Linked DNA regions of Homo sapiens: all the other regions are linked to region 2. A link is a contact called in ENCODE Hi-C or POLR2A ChIA-PET data. All regions are on one chromosome and are shown on one strand. The core of a region is the stretch at or near the end of the contact, and the rest is flanking DNA. Distances in the headings are between cores, read along the strand shown.

Region 1 (2,700 bases), core at 61-2,560, 410 kb after region 2:
ACAAAGCACCGGCGGGAATGGAGACGGAGCCGGGCTCAATGGAGATAAGCGAAAGTTGAGCATGGAGGCACAAGGGCCAGTTTGTTGTAGAAATCCTGACAATTGAGTACTGCACCGCAGGAAGCGGGACCCGCTCCTGGAGCCGGGGTCCTCGGGCCAGTGATGGCAGCAGGGCGGGCTTCCAGGAGGGGGAGTCGACGGGGGTACTGGCTGGAGAAAGGCTTCCCTCTGTCCCCTATTCCTGCCCCTATTTTCCTTAAAGCTCCGCTGGCCTCTGTCACTTCCCGCACACAGTCCTGGAAAGGGGGTTTCTCGGAGCCAACAACAGAGCATCCCCTCCACCCCCACCGAGGGGCTACCGCGCCCTTCGATACACAAGTGTAGCTCGGGGCCGGCAGAGCGAGGCGGATTGAGTATAATTAATTTAGAAACCAGGGTGGGTTTTATCACCATCTATGCTGGAGCAGGTTTCGCAGCTGCCTGAGGGCTTCCCTAAGAGAGCTCTCTGGCATCGGACCCCGGGGGTGCCCCCCCACCACAACAACGGTGGCCGTGCCCCAGGGTCGCCTGGGTCCCCTGCAGCGCAGCGAAGCCCCCAGGGAGCCGCCTCCTTCTGCCCTCCTGCCCGCGCGTTCTGTCCCTGGCATTTCTCCGGGGACGCGGGGGCGGCCCGGGGGCAGCCGCAGGCCTTGGCACGGCCGCAGGGTAATTGGAGCGCGCCGGGGACGGGATAGGGGAGGGAGAGGGGAGGAGGAAGGGATGCCCCTCAGGGCGCCGGTCCCCGCCACAGCCCGGGAGGGGGCGGCCGGGACTCGGAGAGCCATCCCGGGGTCCGCGCGGCCACGGAAGCTCCCTCCCCGGCTCCGCGCCGGAGCCCTGCCGCGCCCTCCCCGCGGCTCCGCCCGCTCATTAGCGGAGGCCGGGCCGGGCCGTTCGCCTCCTCCGGCCGCCAATTACCCGCCCTGCTGGCTCCGAGCGCGCCGCCGGGCCAGACAAAGGCGCGGGCGGGGGAGGGGAGAGGAAGGGAGGGAGCCCGGGGCGCCCGCGCCTGCAGAGCCGCGGCGGCGGCGAGATAAGGGCGGTTGGGACGCGCCGCGCTCCAGATGGAAATGAATCCAGCGAGCGGGGCCGGCGAGCGAGGCGCCGCGTCGGGCAGGGGCGCGGAGGTCGGACGCGGCTCGCCCCTTAGGACCTACGTTTTTAACGCGACGACACCATATGGGACCTCCTGTCCCTGGTCGCCCCCACCCCTGGGGGCCAGCCGCTCTGGCCCTGCGCTGCTGTGCGTTTGCAAAGTGCTGGAGCGAGGCGCGCCACGTGCCTTGTGCCTAACGCACCGCAGCTCCCTAAACCTCGCTGCAGAGCTGCGCTCAGCACAGTGCAGCTAACCAAAGCCTTCTGTGCTAAACCCCCAGGCCCAGACAGGTTCCGAGCCTTTCCCAAGCAAAGCCGAGCTGAGAACCTGGGTCTGGGGTGTAAACAGCGTCGCGCCTTGGTAGCCTAGCTTCCGGGCCTCTTTGATGATTAGGCAATTTTTTAAAAATTGGAAAATGAGGCACAGAGAGGTGAGATGATTTATTAACAGCTCCTCAGATTTGTGGCAGCATCTAGGGCATAGTTCGTGGTCTTCTAACATTTTAAATATCCTGACTTTTTCAGGAAAAGAAAAACACACCACAATCTTGCACTCTGATATTTTCAGGTTCTAAAGCCCCTTCGCAGAGTCCTTTCCACCAGAGTCTCTTTCTATGAGAGAGAAGACAGTGTCTGGGGGCCTCCTGACCAACCACAATTATTTTGAGGAGATTTAATTCTTTAGTTTGCATACTGAAAACCATAGGTACATATTTTTTCATTATCCAAACCTATGACTATTATGCTGAATTTGAGTGGGAATTAGCAGAATCACTTAGCCAGGGAGGACCCAGGTCTTTGGGGCTGAGTCTGTGAGGTGCCCATCCCTATCTTAAGCCTCTTTTCCTGGGCAGGGTCTGGGAGCATTCTAGGGTGTGAGGGAATTTCCTGTTATTCTTCCCTGACGTCTGTCACCTTGGCTCCAAGGAGCTTTAAGAGACAACTTCCCCTTCAATCCAGTGCAGGGGACAGGGGTTGCAGTGCAGAGACAGTCAGGGTAGGGGTCAGGGAGACTCGGGCCTCAGGGCACGCCTGTGGGATGAGATGTAGACTGCCCCAAATGAAGACAAATGTTCCTCAATAAAGCGCCATTCCCAAGGGCCCCCCCTTGCTGCCTGCTGTCAGCCGCAGTTTAGGGCCCCTGAGGTCAAGGGCTTCCTCCCAGCCCCCCAGGCTACTTAGCTCTGCACAGAGAATAGCCAGTGGGGGCCTTGGCCTCCTCTTTCTCACAAAGGCAGCCTCAAAGACCAGGCATTGGGCCAGAGAGAGAGAGAGAGAGAGAGAGAGAGAGAGAGAGAGAGCAAGCCTGAGAGGCTCAGGCTCAGTGCAAATCATTCTGTCCTCCCTGTGGGGATGATATCTCCATGAGCTAGCCCTACAGGACGCCATGCATCTGCAGTGGTAGTGGCAGAGAGTGTGTGTGCTTGAGAAGGGGCCCTCTTTCATGAGGACTCCTTTCTGGGGGCCTGGGAGAACCTGCCTTACAGAGCAGTCATGTGTACCTGGGGGTTCCCAGCCACCAGGAGACCCTGTCCTGGGTCATACTCAAGCTGGCCTGCTCAAGCC
Region 2 (2,700 bases), core at 160-2,659:
GTTAGTCCGGAATACCCCCTCCCCCACTCCTACCCCTTCCCGCCAGCTTCACCAACTAGGGCTTCTCGGCTCGCCCTTGAGGCTTTGCGCTCCGGGGAGGCCGGAACCTCGCTTCTCCGCTTCCCCCTCCCTCCCGCCTGCCCCCGCCCTCCCCCCGCGCCCAGAGCCGCGCCGGGTGCGCTGGAGAAGCTCAATACGTGTCAATTGAATTGAACTGCTGCGGGCGCAGGCTGTACGCCGCCGCCAAGCACCGATCAGCACGACGTTACCGAGTGGAAATTTATGGGGCGAACGGTGTAAGCCAAAAGTTGCTCCCTGTCAAGGAAAATAAAACGCGGGAGATAATCTCCCAACGCCGGGGCGAGGGGCCTGGGCAGCCCCTCCAACCATCAGAGGTACAGACCGTGAAAATGCTCGAGAACCGGGAGAAATACAGGCGGATCTCCGCTCGCCGACCGCCCCCCACACGCCTCCCGGTGCCTCCACGGGCTGCTCCCCCCTTCCCCCACCTCCAAACAATTCCCACACAATTGAAACGTCCGGGGAACTCGGGCGCGGAGTTCAGGCGGAACGGCCACCGTTGCCTGGGGTGGTGTTTTCAGGTAGCTTTTAACACCGAAATGGGAAAGGGCTCCTCTGGGAGGAAGGGGCAAACTGGGGTGGGGGTGAGCACGGGAGCACACAGGCCACGCTCCGCTGGGTCTCGGAGGGGACGAGGCCGGGAGAGCGCAGCGCTGGTGGCAAGAGGCGGCGGCAGCGGCTGCTGCCGCTGGGGTTTGACAGCTTTGGCTGAGCGGAGTGCGAGGCGCTTTATGGTAATTGCGGTCCTCCACTGGCCTTCTGGGTAGCGAGGGGAGTCTCGGCGCGCGGCTGGGAGAGCCGCCCCCGCCGCCCCCATCCCTTCGGCTCTGGCTCTGCCGGCAGCCCTCGCCGCCGCCGCCGCCCAAGTCGGTCTCCGGCTCGCCCAGGACGTGCGCCCGGGTCGGGCGTGCGCAGCCAACTCGGCCCGAGCTGGGGAGGGGAGGCCGGGGGACGAGGAGGGGGGGCGCCACCCAAGTGGTCCGGGGTTCGGATCCAGAGAGGCCAAAACGTGCCGGGCCGTGCATCGATGACGGCCGGGGAAACTCGGGCAAACCTTTCCTGGGGAATCACCCCTCCCGAAACCCCGCCGCGGAGGCGCCGCAGCGGAGGGTGAGCGGAGACTGGCGGAGCTCAAACTTGCGAGAGCTGGAGGCGGCGGCGGGCGGGCGGCTGTCGCCCGAGCGCTGCGCCTGCGGGGGGAGGGGAGGCGGCTGTTGGGAGGGAGGGAGGTAGGGCGGGCGGGAGGGAGGACGGGCGGAGGGAGGGGGAGGAGGAAGAGGAGGGAACCAGGGAGGGGGGACGCGTTGGGATCGCGGCGTGCGGCGGCAGACGGAGCCTGGGCTCCCAGCGGCAAGGTGAGGCAGAGCTGCGCTCCTCGCTGAACGCGGGCCGAGCTCGGCGGCTGCGGGGGAGACGCGCAGGAGCCCAGACCGCGACCGAGAGCGGGAGCTAGGCGGGCGGCGGCGGCGGAGGGGGAGCCCGCGAGCCGCCGGGCGGAGAGCCCAAGCCGCGCTGTCGCCGCGCAGGGACGACTTGGCCAACACTCACACACACTCACACACACCCAGCCCGAGCGGGCGCTCGCGGCGAACCGTCAACATGGCGCTGGGGCTCCTGCCCGAGCGCGGGCGGCGGCGGCAGCGCGGGAGCTGCTGAGCTCGGCCAAGCCCAGTCCAGCTGCGGGAGCCCGGAGGATCGCACGGGGCTGTCGCCACCTGCCCGGAGGCCCCGAGCCCGCCCCGCCCCGCCCCCACCCGGCCCAGAGCCCACCCCTCGGCGGGGCCGACCCCGAGGGCAGCCGGCTGCCAGCAGACGGCGAGGGAGTCGAGTGAGCGCGGCGCCGCGAGCGGGCTGCGGGCAGCCGGGGACCGCAAACTTTGCTGCTCGCCGCGCTTCTCCGGCCCGGCTCCTTCTCCGCTCGTTAACGTCGCCAACCCCCCCCACCCCTCATATCTCTCTCCACCCACCCAACCGCCCCCCGCTCCTTCTCGCCGCCTCGAGTCCGCTTGGGGGAAAACTTCAAAGAGCCGGATCGCAGGCTCCCTGCCTACTCCCCCACCGGGGATTTCAGGTCAGTGCCCGGAACACCTTTCCCCCGGGAGACCGCGGACGGGTGGGCGGGCGGGCGCGCTGAGGGCTGCAGTCGGCCCCCTCTCCCGGGGCCCCCTCCCGCAGCGTACCCCGCGAAGCTTTTGCCTCGCGCTTCCCTTTGGCTGCTTGGCTCGCTTTCGTTTTTATTTCATAGCTATGTTATTTAAAATGCAGCCAACCTAAGCGGCCCCGCGTGGGCACCAGGGAGGGAGGGGGCGCGGCTGGGGGCCTGGCGCCTCCCGGTGGGCCAGGAGGAGAGCAGGGAGTTCGCAGAGTGGAAGTTTGCAGCCTGTGTGTGTCTGTGCGCGGGAGCGCGGTCGCCGCTGAGCGCCGCGAGTCGGGCGGAGGGGGGGGAGGTGGGCTGGAAGCTGGGAAGCTGGGTTCGGCGTTAGCTCGCGAGCAGGAAGGGGAGGGCAGCGGGTTGCCGTCTGCTTTCTTTTTCGACTCGGGAAAGAACTGTAAAAACCCCCAGCCGCCGCCACCGCCGCCTCGTCTCGCCTCTCCGGGGGCCGGTCGTTCCTCCAAGTG
Region 3 (2,700 bases), core at 134-2,633, 370 kb before region 2:
GATGGTTTGAGAAACACTCCTGTAGACATATCAATCGTATAGAATAAGGGGATATGGGTTTAGTTATATCCCCACAAATCAAGGCAAGGAGTTGGAGAGGAGACTCAGCGATGTGCCGTTTCACACCTCTATATTTTTCCTCATGCTATTTCTCTGCTTGGAATGTTCTGTGTGTCCTCAGCAGCCCCACTTCCCGCCCAACCTCTTTACACACGTGAAGTCATCTCAGTTCCTGGAAATGTGGCTTCCTTCAGGAAAGATTCATGACTCCTCCCCACACCTTGCTGCAGAACTGGCTCTTCTTCCTTGGTGCTATTTCAGTCGCGTGTGCACTCTGCCATTGTTGCACTTTTCACACAGGGCTGGGTACATTTATGTCACTTTGCCCAATGGGACTGACAGATCCTTGAAGGTGGGGCTGATGATTTATGGTTTTAAATGCCCAGTACAGAGCACAGAGTAGATGCTCATTAAATGTTTGCTGAATTCAGTTTTTTAAAAATTGTGTAAAATATATATAGCAGAGTTGGGTGTGGTGGCTCACGCCTATAATCCTAGAACTTTGGGAGCCCGAGACCAGAGGATTACTTGAGGTCAGGAGTTCAAGACCAGCCTGGGCAACATGGTGAAACCCCGTCTCTACTAAAAATACAAAAACTAGCTGGGTGTGGTCATGCACACCTGTAATCCCAGCTACTTGGGAGGCTGAGGCAGGAGGATTGCTTGAGCCTGGGAAGCAGAGGTTGCAGTGAGCTGTGATTGCACCACTGTACTCTAGCCTGGGCAACAGAGTGAGACTGTCTCAGAAAAAAAAAAAAAGAAACATATATATATATATAGTAAAATTTACTATTTTAACCATTTCTAAGTGTACAGTTCAGTGTCATTAAATACACTCACGTTGTTTTGTAATCATCAGCACCATCCATCTCCAGAACTTTTCTCATCTTGCAAAACTGAAACTCTGTACCCATTAAACAATAACTTCTGCTTCTCCTCTTTTCTGCCCGCCCCCTAGCCCCTGGCAGCTACCATTCTACTTTCTGTCTCTATGAATTTCATGACTCTAGGTACATGATATGAGTGGAATCATACAGGATTTGTCCTTTTGTGACCAGCTAATTTCACTTAACATAATGTCTTCAATCACATGTGTCAGAATTTCCTTCCTTTTTAAATGACTTCAATTTAAAATATTCAAGATTATTATATAGTTGTGCAATGAGTAGGAAGGGCATTCCCCCCGCCACCCCAGCTCAGCCTGTATTTGAAGCAGAGAACAGAGGACAAAAGGGTGTTGATGATCCAGGAGGTGGCAGCAGAAAACAAAGGGCCACTGTGTTCTGCAGGGCTCCTCCTCTCTTCCTGCCCTGTTTGCTCTTGTTCCTGCTCAGCTGTTTAGTTTAGCCTCTTGAAAGGAGGAGGTTCCGATCTGGACAGCCTGCCCAGTAAGGAACAGGCCTGAGAGGTGTTCTGGCAGGAGGGCAGCAGAGCACAAGTGGTGACAGTGGAAATGGACTCAAAGTCCCAGTGGTGGCTCCACCAACACTCACTGGCTGACCAACCACTTAACCTCTCTAAGCCTGGTCTATAAGATTGGGATGACAATATCGTGTACCTTACAGGGCTGTTGAGGGGATCCGATGAGGTAATGCATATAAACCACTTGGTCGGCTTGGAAGCACTGCATATGCCAGTTATTGTGTTTTTATTACTACTGTGAATGAAGAAGAAAGTACAGCTCATTATTTACACTTCCTGAGAAGAAAGTGAAACAGCTCCAGCATCATTCAGCCTTCATCTTTGGGGCATTTCTGGTTCCTTTCTCTTTTTCTTCTTCCACCCTCCAAACTTTCACCTTAGGAAGTGTTTCTAGACCAAGTGCAGTGGCGCACACTTGTAATCCCAGCACTTTGGGAGGCTGAGGCAAGCAGATCTCTTGAGCCCAGGAGTTTGAGACCAGACCGAGCAACATGGCGAAACCCTGTCTCTACTAAAAAAATCCAAAGCGAAACCCTGTCTCTACTAAAAAAATCCAAAAAAAATTAGCCGGGTATGGTAGTGTGCATCCCAGCTACTCGAGAGTCTGAGGTTAGAGGATCACTTGAGCCCAGGAGGTGGAGGTTGTAGTGAGCTGAGATTCGTGCCACTGCACTCCAGCCTGGGCGATACAGCCAGACCCTGTCTCAGAAAAAAAAGAAAAAAGGAAGTGTTTCGGTTCCATTCTGTCGAAATGTCATTAACTGCCACTACACTGCCAATGAGAGAAACAAAGAGGCACGACGGAATTCATTCAGGGTGTCAGCAAACACGATTGGAAGCATGAGCCGTACGCTAGGTTGTGTACTGGGAACAAAAAGAACAAGGAGCCAAATAGCTTGACCTAGAGGAGTCCACACCGTAGAGTGCGACCCAATATGGAAGTAGATGTTCACGACATCTTCCATCTTCCCCTCCAGGCCCACCCTCCACCCCCTCCTCCCTGCCCTGTGCCCCAGGAAGCTGACCCTTATGCATTCATTGCACTCATCTCAAAGGGCCCCCCACCCTTTGGCTCCCGTTGGCCAGTTCCAGCCAATAGGGAAGCCCCACCAAGAGATCAGAGGGCAGAGGAGAATGAGGGGACGCATTTAGTCTATCTTCCTCCCTGTGAAGTCTACTTGGGCTGACTGATCCTTCCACTGAAGGCCCCCATTTCTT
Region 4 (2,700 bases), core at 143-2,642, 480 kb after region 2:
CCAAATCCATGTCATTTCTTTTTGGATTACTTGCTCTTTAACACTCTCAGGACTTCTTCTCTCCTCCCCTAGTGCAGAAAATGGAGAGCGAGCTGGTTCTTGGGCACAGACAGGAGCTGATCTGGGCCCAAGAGGATTGCAGTCACCCTGGCTCCACGGGTGCACTCTCTGCCAGGCATGTCCTCTTGGGTATGGATGTAGGATGCCAGGGCACACTTTTTATGACCACGTGCTTTCTCTTTCTTCCTGCATTAGAATTTTTTTCACCACGTCAGCCTGCTTATTAAGAAACTCCCAGGTGCTTTTTACCTCGGCTCCACGCCTGCCCTCAAGCTCTGGCCTCTGCTGTTTTGTGGTCTACCCTGTGTGCGTGCCAAAATGTGTTGGTTGAGTCTCAGAAAACACGCGGGAGGAGGAGCCAAAGGTCACAGCATGCAACCTACCCAACTTTCCTGGGAGTGTGGGTGGCACCCACTTAACCCCATCTCTTCTCTTTCCACCCCTCCCCCTGGGCAAACTGAGCTGTCCCCTGCCTGTGTTTACTCCCAATTTCAACGACCTCTCCGCTAACTCACTCCATATGTTAATTTCTCTGTCTTCCACTCCAGCGGTAAACCTCAGGGTTAACCCTCCGCTCCCCCTTCCAAATCCGGGACTGGACTTTCCCTCCTCTTTCCTCCCTTTCCTTGTCTGAGATCAGAGTTCTTAACCTTTTCTCTGCCGTGGACCCCTGCGTCGCGCTTCTCAAACTTTAACGTAAATAGGGAATTACCCCAGGATTCATTAAAATGCAGATGCTGATTCAGTAGGTCTAGGCGGGCCCGAGATTTGCATTTCTAACAAGCTCCCAGGTGATGCTGCTGGTCCGTAGACCACATTTTTAGTAGCAAGGTCTCAGAGGCTTTCAAACCTGTGTGTGTGTGTTTGGCGGGGGGGAGCGGGGGGGCGGGAGGCTGCCCGCACCGCCTCCCCCGTCTCCCCAAGCACCAGGAAAAATCTGTGGGCACATTTGATGCATAAACAGACTCCGGCGGCTGCAGAGCATCACAGGTGCGCGTCCTGCCGGCCCTAGCCCCGCCGCAATTCATCAGCTCCCAAAGAATGCTTCTTTATAATCAGGAAATAGGAACCGACTCTCCCCGAGCGGGGAGCGCAGCCTGCACTCCTCCCACCTTTCCGGGCCGCTGCGCAAGGGGCGGACTTCAGGCGGGGCGGCTTCATAAACCAGAAAAAAAGAGACGAAACAATTAAACCTAGCGAGCCGGGATTGCTCCAAGGAACAGGATTTCAAAGGCAGAGGAGTCTGGCTCGTTTCCAGGCAGTGGGATCAGCCAAAGGGCGCGGGCTGCCCTCCCTCAGCGTGACAGGTGCGCCCCGGGCAGGCACTGGCCTCCCGGCTTGCCCTCTGCCCATCGCCCCCCGCGTTAGTGAAGAATGACTCAGGTTGGTAGGATAATCGACCCCTGCTAGCCCCGTGCAGTAGGAAAACACAGAGAAAAGCCACATTCCTTGTAGTCCAGCCGTGGAGCTGTGCTTGCTTTAGAATCACACCTTCCAGAGATGTTCTAGAATCTGGCTTTTCCAACTGCGTATATCTTTTTCTTCCTCTCTTTCTCTCTTTCTTCCTCCCCTCCCCTCCCATCCAACCTCCCTCCCTCCCTCCCTCCCTTCCTTCCTTCCTTCCTTCCTTCCTTCCTCAGTGAGGTCCTTACCTTTTACCTAAATAGTTATTTTGCTCATTGAATCTAGAGCTGGACACTGGATATTTACAAACTCAAACAAATAAATGCTATTACCTCCCAATTTCCGGTTTAATACAGACAATAACCACAGCATGAAATTTGTAAAGTATTTTAAAAGGAAAAAAAATTGTCTTACTCCGACTGTGGTCCCTGGACCAACTGCATCATCACCTGGGATATTCTCTGGCCCCAGCTTAGACCTCCTGACTGAGACACTCTGGGGAGTGGGACGTGGGACCCCACCACTCTGGTTTTTTTTTTTTTTTTTTAGACAGAGTCTTGCTCTGTCGCCCAGGCTGGAGTGCAGTGGCACGATCTCAGCTCACTGCAACCTCTGCCTCCCAGGTTCAAGCGATTCTCCTGCCTCAGCCTCCCAAGTAGCTGGGATTACAGGCATGCACCACCATGCCCAGCTAATTTTTGTATTTTTAGTAGAGGCAGGGTTTTGCCATGTTGGCTAGGGTGGTCTCCAACTCCTGACCTCAGGTGACCCACCTGCCTCAGCCTCCCCAAGTGCTGGGATTACAGGCGTGAGCCACCGCACCTGGCCGCCATTCTGTTTTAACAAGCCCTCTGGGCTGAAGTTTGAGAAGCAGCTCTCTAGAGAAATGCAGAGCCCATACTCAAGGTTTGTGTCGTGTACAAGAAAGAGAGTTGGAGAGCAAAGGGGAATTCACGTGCTCTGGCTCCTGGGATGGGGGAAGGGTGGACACTGGTCTAGGAGAGGCAATAAAGTTCTGACAGCACATGCCTCAGACGAGCCCAGGCCACTGCAAGTGAATAGAGGCTGCGCTGGAGAGGCTCTAGTGCTCCACTGTGTAACCCACCCGCCCACACTAACTGCCAGGAAACAGGATTGTCTACTTTGTGCTAATAAGCTGCCTCGGTTCTTCTAACATACCGAACGTGATAAGAGCATGGAGGGATGAAATATCTGGAGTAGTTAAGTAATCAAGGC
Region 5 (2,700 bases), core at 81-2,580, 480 kb before region 2:
TGCCCCAACACACCCGGCTAATTTTTATATTTGCAGTAGAGATGGCGTTTTGCCTTGTTGGCCAGGCTGGTCTCAAACTCCTGACCTCAGGTGATCTGCCTGCTTCGGCCTCCCAAAGTGCCGGGATTACAGGCGTGAACCACCGCGCCCGGCCTCCCATAGGTTTTAAACTGACACACTGAGATCAGAGCACCCATTCCTCCAAGCCGTTCTCAACTTGGCCTCTTGTTCACTACTGTCTGTGCCTCCAGTCTCAGTCCCCATCACTCCCACATTCTCACACAGTAATAGCGTTACTTGTGCAACACAACATATATAATGGAAAAGGCCGATGCGCTGGCACCACCTCATCTGAAATCAAATCCAGCACCCAACCTGTTTAGTGTTGGGTAATTTATTTAGGTTGATCACCCTGCAAAACAAAGATGATGCCCTCTAAGGACTGCTGTCAAATGAAATACATTACCACATGATATGCAGTAAGAGGCCACGTATTAGCTGATTTCTTCACCTCTTGCTGAATGCTTAGGAATCTAGGTTCTACTCAGAAAGCTACCATTTATTGACATGTGACCCTAAAAATGCGACTCACATCCTGTTTCCAAATCCTTAAAATTTGGAACTCTGACAAACTATTGAGAGGTGCTTTGTATTCGCCTTAAGAAATATAAGTCATATAAAAATAATGACTCCATCTCAACTTTTGCATCCGGAAATATACATAAGGGAAGGGAGGGGCAGGGATTTCAGCAATTACTGATGACAACCACTAGAAATGAAGGCACCATACAAATGCAAAAACATCGTGGCAGCCAGTGGCAGCTAAAAAGTCTGCCTTCTCTTCTTCGCAGCGGGCTGCGACTCAATCCCAGTTCACTGAGAAATGCATCTCCGTACTCTGAAGGGCCTTTTCAGGCGCAAGAAGCCGGCCGGACGCGCCGCCCTCAAAGTGGAGGGTGGAGGCAGGCTCAGGGGCCCCCTACGCAGCCCAGCCCCGGCCCCGGCGGCCCGTGAGGCCGCGCCGCCACGGCCGATCCAGAGAAGATGCTGACGGGGACGCGGCTGAGGCGAGGCCGCCGCTGACGGACCGCACTGCGGCACCTGCCTCGCAGCTACTCGCCCGCGGCCGCCCCCGACCCCCAAGCCCCGCGGCGCAGGACCTCCCCAGGCACGTCCTGCCGGCCCCCGGCTCCTCACCCGCCACCAACGCCAGGAGCACGACAAACACAGCCATGGTGCCGCGGCGGCCGCAGCACTGCGGGGCGACACGGAACGGGCCGGCGGGACACGGGCGACAGCCGCAGCGTGAGGAGGTGACGCGCTCGGACTCGTCCAGGCTCCCGGGTCCCGTCCCTTCGTCGCTTCCGCTGGGACAGCTGCCGCTTTCTCCACCAATCACCAGTTACGCCGCGGCCTACGGAAGGGACGTAACCTGGGAAGCGACAGCCTGATAGGCGGGACTTAAAGTAACGGATGGAGAGTTCTACCAATGGTAGGCAGCGATTGAAAAGTCGGGCAGTCCCGCCCCCCGGTCGGTGATGACGGGTCAAGAGGTGGAGCGTAGGGCGGGTAGTCGGAATGGGTGATGGAGCTAGTCGAGGGGTCCCGGAGCCCACGGGGTGAGGGTGCCTCCCGAGTGCAGATCTTTCTGCCAGTCTCGAGCGACGGTCTCCAACCAGGGTGTCTGTCTTTCCTGGTCGTGTGCCTCCGCCCGGCTACGGACGCCAGCTGTGAAAGGCGGGGCTGGTTGGGGTTTCGCTCTAACAAGTATACAGACGCCGAGCACCTACTGGGAAGAAGCCAGGCGCAACGGGGAACCCCTGCCTTCCACATAGTGGTGCCAGATAAAATACAGGGCGCCCAGTTAAATTTGAATTTCATGTAAACAACGATTATTTGTTATTATGTCGCAATTAATTTATGGGACATACTTGTATTAAAAGAAGTATTACTGGTTATCTGAAATTCAAATATAACTGGGTATCCTATATTTTGATTCGCTAAGTCTGGCAACTCTACCTCCAAAGACTTTCCAATCTACAAGGAGTCATGGGACAGAAAGTTAATTAATTACTTAATTTGTCCATTCACTCAGTTTCCAATCTGGGCAAGGTGTTCTATGAGGATGTATGAAGGCTAGACATAGTAATTAGACCAGGCTCCTCCCCTCCCGCAGTTCATAGTCTTTTGCCTATGATGTGAGGCAAGAAGGGACACACTATAGCGTCTGTAGGTAGAAAATGACGCCCCAGCTGATGACCTTGAAAGGTGGAAATGATTTCATATCCAAGGATAGGAGATGGGGAGATTGTTCCAGTGAAAACTGTAGTTAAGGTGGGGAGAAAGCCCCGTCAGGTTAAGCATCAGTAATCAAATAAGAGATTATATGAGAGAGGAGGCACAGAGCTAAAACTTTCAGTTAGGCACATTTATTGAGGATTTTAAATTGTACATAAGAGACCTACACTAAGCCATTGAAGGCGTTTGAGCATGATTTACTGCACAAATGTAAGACAGACTTATTGGCGGGGGGGAGGGGGGGAATGCCTTACTGTTTCTTCAGTTTCCAGTCCCATTTTCTTCTTGGAGTTTCCTGAGGATGAAAAAATGAGAGCGAGTTAAAAACAGTGACCCCAGGAGTTCCCCAGGTAGCAGACCCACCCTAGGAAAACCTTGCCCAACTGAAAACTGAATCAGAAA

What was found. Hi-C counts contacts between places; a loop is a spot of excess contacts on that map. ChIA-PET counts read pairs that join two places held with the same protein, here RNA polymerase II (POLR2A). Pooled maps may share reads with other maps.
Region 1: a loop to region 2 is called in a map of dorsolateral prefrontal cortex, with 3 times the contacts of the local background. The contact joins the enhancer-like site here to the promoter of BCOR in region 2. A Hi-C loop is called at or near these places in 2 of 168 maps with a recorded cell type or tissue (dorsolateral prefrontal cortex and posterior cingulate gyrus) and 1 of 50 pooled maps. POLR2A ChIA-PET finds 5 or more read pairs at or near these places in 3 of 52 experiments (AG04450, GM10248 and OCI-LY7).
Region 3: a loop to region 2 is called in a map of naive thymus-derived CD4-positive, alpha-beta T cell, with 8 times the contacts of the local background. The contact joins the enhancer-like site here to the promoter of BCOR in region 2. A Hi-C loop is called at or near these places in 6 of 168 maps with a recorded cell type or tissue (Caco-2, GM12878, dorsolateral prefrontal cortex and 3 more), 13 of 37 single-sample maps with no recorded cell type and 17 of 50 pooled maps. POLR2A ChIA-PET finds 5 or more read pairs at or near these places in 3 of 52 experiments (OCI-LY7, WTC11 and activated T-cell).
Region 4: a pooled map shows a loop between it and region 2 (4-fold over the local background). The contact joins the enhancer-like site here to the promoter of BCOR in region 2. A Hi-C loop is called at or near these places in 5 of 50 pooled maps. POLR2A ChIA-PET finds 5 or more read pairs at or near these places in 4 of 52 experiments (BJ, H1, WTC11 and 1 more).
Region 5: a loop to region 2 is called in a pooled map, with 6 times the contacts of the local background. The contact joins the promoter of ATP6AP2 here to the promoter of BCOR in region 2. A Hi-C loop is called at or near these places in 1 of 37 single-sample maps with no recorded cell type and 12 of 50 pooled maps. POLR2A ChIA-PET finds 5 or more read pairs at or near these places in 1 of 52 experiments (activated T-cell).

Annotation. Positions count from the first base shown.
Region 1 is chrX:39,687,240-39,689,939 of GRCh38, reverse strand. No RefSeq gene overlaps it. Among named protein-coding and RNA genes, the nearest start is that of MIR3937, 27 kb to the right of the region's middle. Within about 2 kb of position 1,310, at least 12 of the 41 ENCODE cell types and tissues checked have a DNase peak (open chromatin) inside an H3K27ac peak, as active enhancers do; they include dorsolateral prefrontal cortex, where a contact is called at or near this core.
Region 2 is chrX:40,096,667-40,099,366 of GRCh38, reverse strand. BCOR (BCL6 corepressor) reads left to right here and starts at 1,409. Exons shown (of 15, transcript NM_001123385.2): 1 at 1,409-2,152. RefSeq lists silencers at 106-215, 916-1,085, 1,216-1,335, 1,356-1,585, 1,646-1,695 and 1 more.
Region 3 is chrX:40,467,159-40,469,858 of GRCh38, reverse strand. No RefSeq gene overlaps it. Among named protein-coding and RNA genes, the nearest start is that of ATP6AP2, 110 kb to the left of the region's middle. RefSeq lists an enhancer at 1,188-1,482. Within about 2 kb of position 1,383, at least 8 of the 41 ENCODE cell types and tissues checked have a DNase peak (open chromatin) inside an H3K27ac peak, as active enhancers do; they include dorsolateral prefrontal cortex, where a contact is called at or near this core.
Region 4 is chrX:39,612,268-39,614,967 of GRCh38, reverse strand. No RefSeq gene overlaps it. Among named protein-coding and RNA genes, the nearest start is that of MIR3937, 48 kb to the left of the region's middle. RefSeq lists an enhancer at 198-397. Within about 2 kb of position 1,392, at least 5 of the 41 ENCODE cell types and tissues checked have a DNase peak (open chromatin) inside an H3K27ac peak, as active enhancers do.
Region 5 is chrX:40,579,600-40,582,299 of GRCh38, reverse strand. It overlaps ATP6AP2 (ATPase H+ transporting accessory protein 2), which reads right to left and starts at 1,330. Exons shown (of 9, transcript NM_005765.3): 1 at 1,198-1,330. The coding sequence starts at 1,234. RefSeq lists a silencer at 951-1,260 and enhancers at 1,421-1,630, 1,681-1,830.